Regions from separate parts of the Homo sapiens genome. Here region 1 is linked to region 2. The links are chromatin loops, found by intact Hi-C in ENCODE. Cell type or tissue: heart right ventricle. All regions are shown on one strand. Region 1 overlaps DRAM1 (DNA damage regulated autophagy modulator 1). Region 2 has its middle 54 kb from the start of LINC00485.

Region 1 (8,000 bases), 840 kb after region 2:
CTCATACAAGAACTGATCCCCATTCCCACCAAAGACCAGGTGTATCATACAAACCCTCTCTTACTGTTTCTACTCCTGATTCCTATCACCTGCTCCCACCCCCACAATTCTTAGATGCCCAGACTTCAACCAGGACCTGCCGTTTTGAAGTGGCAATCCAAACATTTCACCCATTTTTCTAAACTTGCCAGCTTAAGGGTTTCATTTCTCAAGGCCTTATATTATATAACCCTAGAAAAGCTGACAAATTAATTCATACTCCTAAGGCAGTGACTGGGAATCACACTGTCAGCATGGCAAAGGTTAACCGTAGGAGTCACAGTCCTGGGTTTGGTTCTAGCCCCATCATTTGGTATCTGGTGACAACCTCGCTACATCTTAATTTCCTCATGAATAAAATAGGGTTAACTATGAGGAAACGCCCTCCTTACAGTGTCTGTGATATAGGAAATAATCAGTATTAACAGAACATAAGTGATCATGTAAGCAGATGAAGAAATATCCTTAGTTTTTAGGTGAAAGTCCCTGAATACCTGGTACTGAAAAAATTATGATGCCTCCCCATAGGTAATTCCAAATAATATTTTCTTTTTCCAAATGACATAAAGGATACATTTAGGCAAACATAAAGCTGATTATTTCCAAGTCAATTTTTAAGTTTCTCAAAGGTAAAGTTTCTTTCCTCTCTCTCTCTCTCTCTCTCTCTGACTACTGAATTGCTGGTGTCCCCCACTCATTGAGTCATTCTGCAGTAACCACCAAGCTACAAGGTCAGGGAGGATCAAAAGGTCTGTGGGTTGCCCCTGGTGTTCTGTCCTGGATCACTTTGCCAGAGAGGAGAGAATATTGTGCTTGATTGTTGATGTCTGTAAAAATACAATCGTCTCCAGCTGGGCATGGTCGCTCACGCCTGTAATCCTAGCACTTTGGGAGGCCGAAGTGGGCGGACCATGAGGTCAAGAGATCAAGACCATCCTAGCCAACATGATGAAACCCCGTCTCTACTAAAAATATAAAGCTTAGCTGGGCGTGGTGGCACACGCCTGTCGTCCCAGCTACTCGGGAGGCTCAGGCAGGAGAATCACTTGAACCCGAGAGGCGAAGTTGCAGTGAGCCAAGCTCGCACCACTGCACTTTAGCCTGGTGACAGAGCGAGACTCCATCTCAAAATTTAAAACAAACAAACAAAACAACAACAACAACAACAAAAATACATCCTCTCAAAAGATAGGGAAGAAGTGTAAGACAAGTAACAGGACTTCAGCGAGATACCAAAAAGGAAGTGAGTACAAACTGGAAGAGGCATTGACAAAACTTTTGCAACTAATTGCAAAAGTTTGCAAGATCATAATGAAAAACCCAAGTGAACTGGAGACACTCTTGCCCATAAAAAGAAGACATGTCCGGGTTGGGGTAGGAGGCAGAAGATAGGTGAGTTCTGCTGTCAGCAGAAAGAGGAGCACACAGCCTTGCATTCCCTGCAGTAGGTGGTTACATAAAAGAGGGAACAGAAGAGGTGTGTGTAGAAGACCCGTGACCAAGTTGGCAGGCCTCTGTCCCACACCATCTACTGCAAAATCCACATTTGCACCTGATCTACAGTCATGGATGACTGAGTCACCAAGGAAACATGAACTTATATTCAGCATCCTCAGGTTAGAAGAAAATGTGTGTAATCACAAAGATTCCTGGCTTGTCCGAGTGCAGTGGTGTTTACAACTAATTGATCGCAACCAGTTACAGATTTATTTATTTTAGTTTAGTTTTCTTTGAGACAAAGTCTCGTTCTATAGCCTAGATTGGAGTGCAGTGGCACGATCTCTGCTCACTGCAACCTCTGCCTCCCCAGGCTCAAGCGATACCCCCCTCTTGCCTCCTGAGTAGCTGAGACCACAGCTTGCACCACCATTCTTGGCTAATTTTTTAAATTTTTTTGTAGAGATGGGGTCTTGCTATGTTACTTAGGCTGGTCTTGAACTCCTAGACTCAAATGATCTACCCGCCTCAGCCTCCCAAAATGTTGGGATCACACGCGTGAGCCACCATGCCCAGCCCAGTTACAGATTTTTTTCTTCCTTCTCCACTCTCACTGCTGCACTTGACCAGCCTTTAAAAAAAAAAAAAAAGAAAGAAACAAAAAAGAAAAAGAGGTTCCTAACAAAAATATTCAAGTAAAAAAGTTCTAAAGGCAAGATAACATTTGCAAAATAACAGATGAAGTTTCCAACATCCCACTCACTGGAATTTGTCCTAGAGATTTCCTTGCACATGTGTGATATGATGTATGTACAAGGTCATCTACTTGTAATTGCAAAAATTTGGAAACCACATAATTGCTCATCAGATAGGGAACTTGCTAAATAAATGATGGCACAGCCATACAATGGAATACTGTAAGGTATAAAACAAAGCAAATTAACCTTAAAAATGAGGGAGATCTCTATGTATTGATAAAGGAAACATCTCCAAGATACATTGCTATGTCAAAAAAGTAAGGCTCAAAACTGTTCTTACAGTATACTAATTTGGGGTGAAAATGAAAAGGAAAACGTTAAAATATTTGTTTTGGCTTGTATTTTCATAAAAATCTGATAAAAAGTGGATACCTAGGCTGAGCACAGTGGCTCACACCTGTAATCTCAGCACTTTGGGAGGCCAAGGCAGGCGGATCACTTGAGGTCAGGAGTTGACCAACATGGTGAAACCCTGTCTCAACTAAAATACAAAAGTTAGCTGGGTGTGGTGGTGGGCACCTGTAATACCAGCTACTTGGGAAGCTGAGGCAGGGAGAACTGCTTGAACCCAGGAGGCATAGGTTGCAGTGAGCTGAGATCATGCTACTCCACTTCAGCCTGGGCGACAGAGCAAGGCTCTGTCGTTAAAAAAAAAAAAAAAAAAAAAAAAGTGGATATCTGCAAGGAGAGAGTGAATTGAGTAAATGCAGGTAGGGAAAAGCAAAAAGGCTTTTCACAGTATACCTTTTCATATTGTTTTGAGTTTTGAATTGTGAAAATATTACTCAAATTTTTTGAAATAAATGGTTCAGGGGGTGAGGGTTGTGAGTGGGGGCAGCTGAATCCACTTATATAAAAATGATCTTTCCTGTGAAGGCAAGTCTGTACTGAAAAAAAAATGCAAAAGAAAAAAATGAAATAAAAATGACTCTAGATGATAGTTGTTTACTGTATTTTCATATTAGGGGAACTCTTGTGTATCCATTATCAGTCAGGACTCTTACAGGTAAAATCATCTGAAGTCTAACTCCAGTTTATTGAAGTTAGAGACTTTATCAGCTCATGTAACTGAGTCGTCCAGAGGTGGAACTGGCCTTGAGGATGGTGGGGCACAGAGCAGTGCTCCTTGCTGAGGAACTACCTAAACCACAGGCTTTCCAGGCACCCCACGCCACCCCGTCTTAAACCACAAGGCAGATTGTTGACATCTTCCTCAGCATTTTCCAAGCATGGACTCTGGAGGTCACTGCCACCTCCAACATGGGTCTGGAAAACTGCTACCCTTCATTTTAGAAGATGAATCTGGGGCCGGGCGCAGTGGCTCACGCCTGTAATCCCAGCACTTTGGGGAGCCAAGATGGGTGCATCACCTGGGGTCAGGAGTTTGAGACCAGCCTGGCCAACATGGTGAAACCCTGTCTCTACTACAAATACAAAAATTAGCTGGGCGTGGTGGCATGCGCCTGTAATTCCAGCTACTTGGGAGGCTGAGGCAGGAGAATCGCTTGAACCCGGGAGGCAGAGGTTGCTGTGAGCCGAGATCACGCCATTGCACTCCAGCCTGGGCGACAAGAGCGAGACTCTGTCTAAAAAAAAAAAAAAAAAAAAAAAAAAAAATGAAGATGAATCTGCTGGGAGTGACCAAGGAGAGTCAGAGGCTTCTCCTCCAGGGCTTGAGGCTGTGGTTGCTCTCTTGTGCAACAGACATGATGCAGATGCATGACATTCTGGACTGGAGAATGTGGGGCATTCAGAGCCAGACCAAGAGTATGTGTGTGGGGAGACGGCTGGGCTTACTGGCTTGCCAGAATCAGGCAGTGGGAGAGAATGGGATACCACTTATCTTCCTCCCACTCCCCTTTCCTCATTCCAGGCTCAAACACCAGACTAGTGTGTCTCCAACTGAGTAAAAATGGGAACATGGGACAATGCCACATGTAAGGAATGTTAGGAAACCCAAACACAGCACAACACTGATGCACTTAATTTGGTTTATAAAATGCAATTTCTGTGGAATCCTCAGTGTTAATGTTAAAAAAGAAAAAAAAAAAGACCCACTTGATTAGAAATCAGGAAAACTGATTCTAAATAAGAGACACTAAATAAGAAAACAAGAACTTTTTAAAAATATAAACATAACTTTGGAGTTAACACAAGGTTTTTGTATTATCTAAATGGCTTATTTACTTTCAAATTCGAAAAGGTTATTAGCAAGTATATTTTGGTTTACTGTGAAGCGAGTTAGGTTGCCTTTTGGGCGGGGAGGGTATGAAGGGAAAGGGGGTTTTAATTCTACAGTGGAATCTGCTGCTTTTTGTCTGTTAGAGACCCATTTCCACCCTTTTCTTCTGAGAAACAACCTTCAGCCACCATCAGCCCACTAGTTTCGGCGGTGTTGACCCCTCCCTGCTCCAGAGGTGAACATGTGACTCACGTCTGACCAATCAGAGCCTCAGACCTCCCAATGGCATGTGATCCAAGCCAGCCAATGGGAGACAATTCATGGGCTTGTGGTTGGAACTGTTGAGAAGTCCTTTCTTTCCACCTCTTTTTGTGGATAGGTTGTGGGTCTGGGGGTTCTAGATGCCCTGTCACTTCTATCAGGGGAAAGCCTGCCTGAGAATGAAGCCAGCTGAGAGGAGGAAAGAGAAGTTGGAGTCCTAATGGCACTTTTAGATCCAGCCCCCATAAAGCCAGTTCCACTCCTAAATGTCTCAGTTACTTGAGGCAATATAGATTCCCTTTTCCCCTTCTTGTTGGATTTCTGATTCCCTTTTCTCCTTCTTGTTGGATTTCTGATTCCCTTTTCTCCTTCTTGTTGGATTTCTGATCTCTTCATCTCTGAATCTTGAGTGACATAAACTTCTGATGCTAACGTTTGAGAATCTACGAAGATGAACCAATCGTGCCCACGTGGAAAACTACATGAATTAAGAAAGCATAAGGTTTAAATCGTAATCATACCTTTATAAAGTCCAAATGGATCTGGAATCATCTCCCAGATAAATCTACTTCATAGTAGTAGCCAAGTGATATTTTCTAATTTAACAGCAAAACAAATTACTGGGCCAGGCGCAGTGGCTCACGCCTGTAGTCCCAGCACTTTGGGAGGTCGAGGCAGGCAGATCATGAGGTCAGGAGATTGAGACCATCCTGGCTAACACAGTGAAACCCCATCTCTACTAAAATACAAAAAATTAGCTGGGCGTGGTGGTGGGCGCCTGTAGTCCCAGCTACTCGGGAGGCTGAGGCAGGAGAATCCCTTGAACCCAGGAGGCAGAGGTTGCAGTGAGCCGAGATCGCGCCACTGCACTCCAGCCTGGGCAACAGAAAGAGACTCCATCTCAAAAACAGAAAAACAAATTTTAAAATAAATATTTCATTTCATTTAACTATTTCAGCCATAAGGTACAAGGAAATGCAAGTTCATGGATATTAGAAATAATACCAAAATCCGAATAAGACCGGGTTTAGAGGTCGCATGGAATCTGCTGAATATGGTTGTCTGGAGTGATTTTTTTGGCCTTCTCAGTTTGCCAAGACAGGTAGGTGTACCATTTGGTCTAGCCCGTGTAACAATTTTCTGTGGTAACTGTCCAGGTTGAAGATTGTTGTCATAGAATGGTGATGCCGAAACAACTGAAATGTTTACAGTACACAAAGAAAAACAGTCAACATTACCAGGCGATACAGACTATTTGTTTATTATGAAACTAACTGGTAAAGCAGAGTAAATCCCATTCTATATTATAGCACTACAAACATCCTTAGTCATTCCTTCATTTGTTCATTCATTCATTCATGCATTCAGTGAGTATTTCTTAAGCTCCTACAGTGTACCAGGAGGCACTCTGTTCATTGTGGCATTACAAAGATAAAGATTAAGGCACGTACTCTGCCCTCAAGGAGCTCCCAATCTAATTGTGCAGAGAGATGTGAAAATGAAGCATGAAACTCCATCGTGAGGAGCGCCGAGAACAAAAGTCTGCTCGAAGTGAGGCAGAAGTATGGATTCATTCCACCACAGGTCCCATGGGAAAGGTATGTGGCATTTCTCCTCCTCTTCAGAATAATGAATGCTTGACATAGCTTTCATCACTGTCTTTCAGTTCCAGTGTTACAAGGGGGATCCCCAGCACTACAGTGAGTCGCAGTGAACCCAGAAATGATTAGCATTCTCTTTATTCATTTATTTATTTATTTATTTTTGAGACAGGGTCTCACTCTGTTGCCCAGACTGGAGTGCATTGGCATGGCTCACTGCAGCCTCCACCTCCTGGGCTCAGGTGATTCTCCCACCTCAGCCTCCCAAGTAACTAGGACTACAGGCACACCACCGCACTTGGCTAATTTTTGTATTTTTGTTGTAGAGATGGGATTTTGCCATGTTTCCCAGTCTGGTCTCGAAGTCCCAGGCTCAAGCAATCCTCCTGCCTAGGCCTCCCAAAGTGCTGGGAATACAGGTGTGAGCCACCACAGCCAGCCAGCATTCTTAATGTTTTCTTACAAAGGTGTATCTCTGTCAAACTCTTCCATTCACTTAAAGAAAACCATTTATGATGCGTCTTAAAGAAAGCATGCTTACATTTGCCTTTTATTGCCAGATTTCTCTACTTGGCTTTATTAAAGGGCCCAAATGGCAGCGGTAGGGGTGTCGGACATGTTCTAATAACATATGCTAAACACATAGAGGGGAGGCAGCTTGTCATTGCAGAGGTACCTGCCACTGAGCCTCACCCCTTTACTCACCCAACAAATAGTTAATGAGGAGCTACCCCGAACTCCCTACACCCCCATGCCCTCCGAAGCTGTCTACATGGGCTGCTCTGCCCTTGGCATGTGCCCTTGAGGGCTGATCTCACTTGGCCACACATGGGTTTATGCTCTAGGATTTGAAAGAGAGAATTCCTGCTCTTCACCTTTCAAGCCTAAGCCTTAACATTTCAAGGGCTGCTTCTTCCTCTGGAATAACTTGCTTTTTATTGGTCATTCATGATTTGGGTGAAAAGATGGAGTCTGTAGTTCTTGCTTAACACAAAGGGCTTGACTTATATTTCTTATAGTGTTGTGGGACATCCAGCCACAGGCATGAAGAGAAGGAGCAAATAAACAGTACCCTGAACCCAGAAGTTCTTCTTGGCTGCCCCCTTCTCCATTCTTCTTGTCTCGCTCTTGGGCCTTTCTTCTCTTTGCCACATTTACTGGCATGAAATGAATTTGAGATGTGAGCTTCAGTTCTGAGTCAGACTATATATCAAGTTGTGCCAGCAACAATAAAGGATGGTTTTCACCTGACTTGTTGAAACCATTCCACCTGGCATTACACCCACTACGAATGGGCAATTAGCAGCAAGAGCAAAAGGTGCGACCTCATGAGCAGGGAGAAACAAGGTGGCAGAATTTCAAAACCAAGGTCTTCCGTATTCACTTAGAGTTACTGTACATGGTGGTATAAAGGCCTCTCAGTAGAAGCACTTTGTTTAGTTCGGCTAAAAATCAGAGTATCTTAGTGTTAATGTATCAACTAAATCTTTATGATTTGGGTATATGATCTTTATAAATTGAATTTTATAAGTGCTCTCCTGATAAAAAAAATTATACAGTTCATTCACTAAGAATAAAATTTACAAATGAATATCCCCTGATTTCACTTTGTAATAAATGTACTGAACCTGAATTACTCATTTAGTGTATTTCCATAAATCTCACACAAATAAAACAAAAACGACAGAATCTGTACAAAAATAAGAGCTCTCCATTTTTTGT
Region 2 (8,000 bases):
GTTTTCCATTCTGAGCTGACCATCTTACAATAGAAATGGATTGGACTTTGATGTCAGACAGACCTGAGTTTGAATCTTATCTTCTCCACCTACCAACCAGGTTACTTAGCTTGGTGTTATGACCTTAAAAATCTTCAGGATCTCCAATATCTTCCTCCAATATCTTCAGGATAGTAATCTTTATTATTATGAACTTATTGCAGTTAAAATGCTCAGTATAGGTCAAGTGTTTGGTCCAATAAATGGATAAGTTGGAACTCAATAATCCTTATTATAACTTCCAGAGTAGAGTGATGTTTAAAGAATTCTTTAGTAATCTTACAAAAATCAAGTGTTCATATGGGTGGTACATCAGTATGTAAGAAGTAATTACCAGAGTATTATATAGGCCATGTTAAATGACAAAAGCCTCTAGAGGATTAATAATAAACATGGATTTGATTATAGTAACTAGTGCCTAAAGCAAGATGATTGATGGACCAATATTAATCTGGAAGCAAGTTTCTAGGACCACATGCCTGTCAGTGATTTACATGAAAATACAAAATGCATGTTTATCAAATATATATATATAATTAGAGGATTGGAGAGAAAATGAATAATTTAGGTAACAGAATCAGAATCAACAAGCATCTTCGCAGGTTATAAATTGATAGGCCAAGATGAAATGCAGTGAGGATTGATGAAAGCTCTTATACTTGTTTCCAAAAGAAGGAACAAGATGGGGAAGGATGATATGCTGGTGCAGGTAACAAAGACTTAAAGATGTTGAGGACCAGTGAACTCTTTAGAAATACATAGTCTGACTTCCAAGGCTAATGGAAACACAGATTAATAAAATCATAGCATATATAATGAGAGTACTGTATTTGAGACTGGCCCCCAAACCTAAATAGGCATACAGACAAATTGGAGGCAAATAACCAAGGTAGTAAATTAATTTCACTCTATATTATATAATTGAAAGTACTAAGAATGTTTGTCCAACTGGAAACTCGATGAAGATTGGCTGTTATTTTCAACTAGTATATACAGAGAAGGGATATGCATGGTGTTTCCCAAATGGGATGGCCATACTACCATTGATACATTAATGATAATATAATTAATAATACATTAATATAAATAATGTATAACACAAACAATATATATAATTAATAATACATTAATAATATTAATATGTGTTAGAAAACCATAAAGCTAACACATCAACCTATGATTTCACAGATTTTATTGCTTAGTTGTAGATTAAAATAGGTAAAGTTATAATGAGTTGAATAAAAATATTGAGTGTATAAGTGTGTAGTAGAGCAAGTACCATAGGAGTAGTCTGGAAACACTATTCCTGGGGATGGCAAATCACATTTCCTAGTGACTCCCAGGAAGAAAATTAGAAACAATGAGGAGAAGCCACTTGAAGCAGGTTTCAGCTCAACATGCAGTGAACTTTCCAATAAGCTCACTCTAAAGATAAAATGGGCTATCTTAAGCATGAAGAAATTCTCCAACTAGGAGTATCCAAGCATAGGCTAGAGGGCATTTGGGGAAGGGAGCATTAGAGAAGATTCATCATCAAGAAAACGGTTCAAATAGGTGACTGTTAGACCTTCTTTGGTCCTGTTACCTTGTAACTGAGTTCTGTATCAAGATTCAATCCGCTCAGCGACAACACATCTTTTGGTGTTAAGGAAATCTGTTGTTTGTTTCACTTTATTTGGAAAATGTTGGGAGGAAATCAAAACTGTTTTATCAGAGATGCCCTTGGTTTCTATTAGGCTGGGGTTGGTAATGATTGCCTTCAGGGCATTAATTTCAGTTAATGGCCATGACACGCATCTCCAGCTGTGACACATTAGGTGGAACTCATCACCTCATCCATCCCCATTTAGTTTAATCTGGAAAAGAAGACCATGTTCCTCAATAATAAAATAGGGTCTGGGGAAAAGAATGAAACTACCCCTTAAAGGAGAAGGAAAATGTGAGTGTGTTCTCAGGCCACTGATTCCGTTATTATTTGTGCTTATAATTTTGAAGCCCTGGGAAAGTTACTTAATATCCCTGAACTTCATTTATGCTCATCTGTAAAATGAGAATATTGATACTGAACACCATGGTTGCTAGGAGGACAATGATAAAAAAGTACACAATGTCATAATTACCATGTAACAAGAGTTGACTAATTCATAGGTATTCCCATTCACCCCCCTTCATTTCATCATGATTATTATTTATGTAGAAAATGAAATTTAGTAATAATGTTTCTAATTAATTCTTCCACTCATTCATTCATTAAGCAGACATTTCTGAAGGTGCCTATGAAACCAGGCACTGTGCCAGGTAAGCACAGTGAGATTCTCTATTTCAGAGACTGGAGGCTATGCTTGACAGCAGTAGTGTTGGTGGGTTGTTAAGTTATAATAATACTCTACATTTACCCAGCCTTTCATATCAGAAAATGCACACATATAAAGTAATCTCACTGAAATCTCCACAATTCTGAGATGTAGCAAACTCCAGGAGGGCAGGGACTTTGTCTGTCTTATTATTATATTCCCTTTCCTTAGCACAGAGTCTGGCACATAATGGAAACCTTATATTATTTCAATGAATGAAGAAAAATTGACGAATCAATGAAATCTGAAAAGATAGTTACTGGTAGCATCATTTTACAGGGAGAGGAATAAAGTGTCATTGGCATTGATATTTATCAGCAATCACAGCAATCACTGAGTATTGCAGTAATTTCACAAACTAAACCATTTGTGGTGGAGATAGCATCTTACCCTTCAATTTTATTGTACAGGAACAGTAGAATAAGAAAAAAAGTAATACAACATAAATGTAATACATAATAGCAAGAATGATAATAACAACACAAATAAAAGCTAACATCCATAGAGTGCTTAACCTGAGGCAGGCTGTGTTCTGATAACTTGATGTGATCATGGTGAGAATGCTGTTGGATATGTTCTACAAGGCAATGTGCCCGCAACTTACTGTATCTTCATCTGCTGAAGCCTTCCTTAGAACTGAGCCTTCGTTGTCTTCTCTTCATTCCTCTTCCAGTGGTAGAAATTGTGAGCTCCTCTGGGGGGTAGGATCTTTGTCTATTTCAGATCTGTATTTCCCAGCACTGTATCATGCATATGGTAAGTGTTCAATGTGCTTTTAATGAATACACGAAAGGGTGATCTAACTGAAGGAAAGGAAATGCTCAGTGGGCCCCCGAGTCATGAGAAGATTTGAAGAAGAGGACCCTTGAACTAAGCCTCAGATATAATTGAACTTTGAAAGAAGCGGGGTCCAGGGGACTGAGGATGATGCATTAGGAGAGCAGTACGAAGGCTCTCTGTCCTGCCTGAAGATCGGGATGGGGTTGAAGTGGGGAAGAACTGGGTTGCCTCTCAGCCTCTTGAGGGATCTTCCAGTCCTTGGCACTGTTGATTAGATATTTGGTTTCAGTCACCGCTCCATTCTTTTTCCATTTTGTGCCTTGATCAGCTCTATTGGTTTACTTTAGAGTTTGATCTTTGCAAGCAGAGTGGAGCCATCGAAGCCTATGGGACAGGACTTGTTTCATCAAATGGGAAGCCGGAGGTAAGAACTTCATTTGTACTTTTTCTAGTAGCATTGCCCAAAGTACGTTCCATGAGAAGTTGTGTTAGGGGATGACATGGGGCTTGTAGAGGTAAAAAAAAAAAAAAAAAAAAAAAGTTCAGGGGTCAAATGTTTGTGGGAAGTGGATTTTTCATCACTGCATAACTTCCCAACAGCTTTCCTAAACACTGAAGCTGTAACAGGGGCTTGCAGAAGACTGTAATGATGTGTAGAGGATTCCAAACTTAGTTAACCGTGGGGCACTTTAAGAGTGGGGTGGGGGAAGGGGGGAGGGAAAGCATTAGGAGATATACCTAATGTAAATGACGAGTTAATGGGTGCAGCACACCAACATGGCACATGTATACATATGTAACAAACCTGCACGTTGTGCACATGTACCCTAGAACTTAAAGTATAAAAAAAAAAAAAAAAAAAAAAAAGAGCGCGTGCGGACGGAATCTCGTGGGATTAGTATTTCACAGAACATTATATTCTTTCTTTTGGAAGCGCTCCCTTAGATCTTTCTATTAAAGAAGTACTTTACCTTAGAGCACTTGGATATATATTAATTCATGGGCTTCCTGCAGATACAAGGATGTTTCTCTCCCTCTACCTTCTCCAGTCTTCACCATCTGCCTTTGTCATGAACAGGCTTCAATTCCCACGTCCGCCCTTTGTGCACACTAGAGGGTGGTGTTGAGCCTGTTTAGAATTTCCCGCACTTGGGACTGAGAAAAAGTATGATGAAGTTGCTCTTCCTTTTTACATAAATCAGGGAGGAATAAGTACCCCGCAGCTGTTGCTCTTACTGTGAAAACCATTGCGGGGGCAGGAGTTTGTTCAAAATTCCTAAATAACAGAAGGTCTTGAAAACCACAGACCAATGCTCCTAAGAAGTTTCTCTGTCTGTCCTTCCATGCCTGGGAGAATCAAGTCCTCATCTGGGCTCTCTAGGGGTTCGTGAGTGCACAACACTGAAAAAATAAAATACAACAAAAGTGTGTCCCTGTTTCATTGTATCTGGAATACTACTATGGTTGGAATGGAGCTGAAATATTTGACAAACTTATGTCACAGAGACACTTCTGAATAAACTCAGTCTTTCTTTAGCTATACCCAATTCTAACCTTCCTGCCTTCTACTCAGTCTTCAAGACACAGTTCAAATTTCTACTCACCTAAAAATTCAAAAGCTAAGAGAATCACCATCTCTGAACTCTTATGCTCAGCCTCGGATTACTAAAGTCTTAGAATAATCTTTAAAAGTTTTCATTTATGTTCCTTTTTTCTATCAACTCTATTGTAAGGGCTTCCAGAATAAGGGCTACATGTTACACTTGCCCATGTTGCCCAGCAAAGGATTAGAAACTTGGCAGAAGGAAACAGGTATCTACCGATTTCCTACCATGCAGCAGGCACTGTGTTGGGTACTTTCACGCCTCTGCTCAATTAAGCCTGAATTTGGCTGGCTGTAAAGCCTGTCGTCTTTTCACAAGATTGTAACCATTCAACGAGTACATTTAAAATGGCAGAATATGTTGGACAACCTCATGTCCTGGTTTGCCAAGGTCAGTCTTGGTTTATATCTGTTGTCCTGGCATAATTATTAATAGTATCTCGTGTCACTCTCAAAAGTGTTGCAGCTTGGTCTATAAGTTATATGACAACCAATCTCTGGAGCCAGACAGTTTGGGTTGGGACCTTGTTTCTACCATTCACTAAACTCTGTGATATTAAGCCAGTTACTTAACTTCTCCAGGCTTTGGTTTCCTCATGTAGACCAGGCTTTGGTTTCCTCATGTAGAGATTGAGGATGATACCTTCCTTAGTAAGGTCTGATGACGATTACACAGTAAAGTGTTTGGACAAATGGCTGGCACACTGTAAGCACTCAAACATGGCAGCTATTGTTAAAATGAGTTCTTGATCATGTGAGCAACACCAGGAAGGCACAAAGTATTGCAGTACGAAGTGACTCAGGAATGAGAGAGAAGCTAAAACCTGAGTGATGGTTTTCTTTTTTTTTTTCTTTTTTCCTTTTCCTTTTTTTTTTTTTTTTTTTTTTGAGATGGAGTTTCACTCATGTTGCCCAGGCTGGAGTGCAGTGGCGCGATCTTGGCTCACTCCACATCCTGGGTTCAAGTGATTCTCCTGCCTCAGGCTCCTGAGTAGCTGGGATTACAGGCATCTGCCACCACACCTGGCTAATTTTTGTACTTTTAGTAGAGACGGGGTTTCGCCATGTTTGGCCAGGCTGGTCTCAAACTCCTGACCTCAGGTGATCCACACCGGTCTCGGCCTCCCAAAGTGCTGAGGTTACAGGCATGAGCCACCGCACCCAGCCCTGAGTGCTGGTTTTAAGGAGAAAGCAAACATCATAGGTAACAAGTAGTGAGTAATGGGTCTACAGCCATGGTTCTCAACGTGCCAACACTGGACCAGCAGCTTCAGCAGCTGGGAGTCTGTAAGAAGCGCAGATTCTCAAGTCCTAACTCAGACATTGTGAATCGCAAACTTTGCGGGTAGGACCCAACAAGCTGTGTTTTAACTAAGCCCTCCAAGTGACTGTGATGCACACTAAGCTTTGAGAACCTTAGTGATTCTTAGAACAAGGGGAGCTGTGGGGTTTTCCTGGAAAGCAGAGGGATCAGCTGGGAAGCTCCAACCAGCAACAGAACAACCTGTTTAACCAGGGGGCTTCAGGATCGCCGTATGCCAGCACTCTCGTGTGGAAAGCAACCTTAGGGAGCCTTAGTCTGGAGATTGCAAATGTGGACTCAACAGCTAAAATATGCCCCACATGTGTAATTTTATTTGGCCCGTTAAAAAGAAATTAGCCAGAGAATAAAAAAAAAAAAATTGGGAAATGTTACATAGAAATTCTGATTTCTAGCTTCCCTAAAAATTTCAGAAGATTTGGCATCTCTGGGCCCCATTCCCATCTGGCCACAATTGACTGCACTGGAGGAGCAGCTGCCTGCTTGAAGCTTGCAGCTTCCAGTTCCCCTAATTCCCATCAGGCCAGCGTCATTCCTGTCTAGATGTCACCTGTCCTGTCCTTGTTCCTACTTGTGACTTCAATGCTGCCCCCTGCTTTAAGATGAGAAAGGCCTGGAGAGTTTAAGTGATTTGTGTAAGGTGTGTGGCCCAGGCTTTTGACATTACCCTGTGTGTTGCGGGAGGGGAGTCTCTGATCTTCTGAGCCAGGTCTTGAAGGAGAAAGAATCTGGGAAGCCAGAAGGCTGGTCTTGCTGAGGTTCTTAAACTTTACTATATTTCGCAATCCTGGGTCAAGGATTAAAACTGCATATTTTCAAAATTGCCCCCACCTCCAGTCCCCAGTCTGGTTTAGGGGTTGGAGAACCGAGCCCAGGAATCTGCATGTTAAAAAAAATCCCTTTTTTCCCTTTCTCTACCCCAACTCCATGACTCTGAAGCAGATGGTCCAGAAAACACACTTTGGGAAACACTGGGCTATTTGGAATACATTCCAGGGGGAATCTGTACTCAGATGAGTGGAGAGTGGGCCAAGCAGAGCATGAAACCCTGTCTCAGGCTATGCCCAGAGAAGGGAGCCAAAGGCACTGGGGGAAGATGGGCAAAAGACTTAAGTGTGGTAGGACCAGATTAAGTTGGGGTATAACAGCCTGAGAAAGTTCTAACACATAAATGTAAATGTCCCTGAGCCAGACCATGTAGTCTTTGATAGGAAGGACAGGAGTGATGGTGGCAGAAAAACAATTAGGGAAGAGATTTCATGGCAAGGCAGGAGGCAAAGAGTTATTAGGACTGAAGGTGAGACCAGAAATTCTAGTTTTGTGCCTCTTGGAAAGAAGACAGAGATTACATAAGTACCCATCAGAACACACTAAGACCAGCCTTAAGTATAAAGACCATCCATCCCAAATGAAGGGAGGGCCCTGACCTGGATCCTCCTAGCATCCACCCTCCTCTGACATCCCATCTCCTTTCCTCACTGCTCTTCATCCACTCTTTTCCACTCACTTACAGTTGTGGGCATTTTTCTTCCTCCCTCCCTTCTCTATCTCTTTGTCTTTCTGTGTCTTTTACTCTTTCTCTCTCTGTGTCTTTTTCCTCTCCTGACCCCCTCCCAATATCTAACTCACAAACCACACAAATAGTCACAGCATCAAAAAATATTAAGGAGAAAAACATCCATCACCAGGCAAAGAGAATCCAGGGGATGAAATCAAATCCCTGAAAAACGTTTCTAAAGTAATAAGTCCTTGTCAGATTCCAACCAGCCTGGGTCTCCAAATCGAGAGGCAGAGGTATTTTTCTTCTGTTCCAAAGGCATGAGCAACGTCCCACAGAGCTCTTCCGTTCCCACTGTGCCTTTTCCTCTGACTATTGCTGTCAAATATGCTTTATCATGTCATT

What was found. Peaks named below come from ENCODE experiments on the same cell type or tissue, not always from the same donor. Only the 100,000 strongest peaks of a DNase experiment are listed, where the experiment ranks them.
Region 1: a loop joins it to region 2, with 4 times the contacts of the local background. A loop is called at or near these places in 22 of 110 quality-filtered maps.

Annotation. Positions count from the first base shown.
Region 1 is chr12:101,921,535-101,929,534 of GRCh38, reverse strand. It overlaps DRAM1 (DNA damage regulated autophagy modulator 1), which reads right to left. Exons shown (of 7, transcript NM_018370.3): 7 at 5,923-8,000. Among named protein-coding and RNA genes, the nearest start is that of DRAM1-AS1, 39 kb to the left of the region's middle. RefSeq lists an enhancer at 4,992-6,191. In heart right ventricle, no CTCF peak of the experiment used is centred here; a DNase peak (open chromatin) is centred at 3,984; H3K27ac peaks cover 5,818 bases.
Region 2 is chr12:102,766,042-102,774,041 of GRCh38, reverse strand. No RefSeq gene overlaps it. Among named protein-coding and RNA genes, the nearest start is that of LINC00485, 54 kb to the left of the region's middle. In heart right ventricle, a CTCF peak has its summit at 4,288 (motif pointing right); a DNase peak (open chromatin) is centred at 4,291.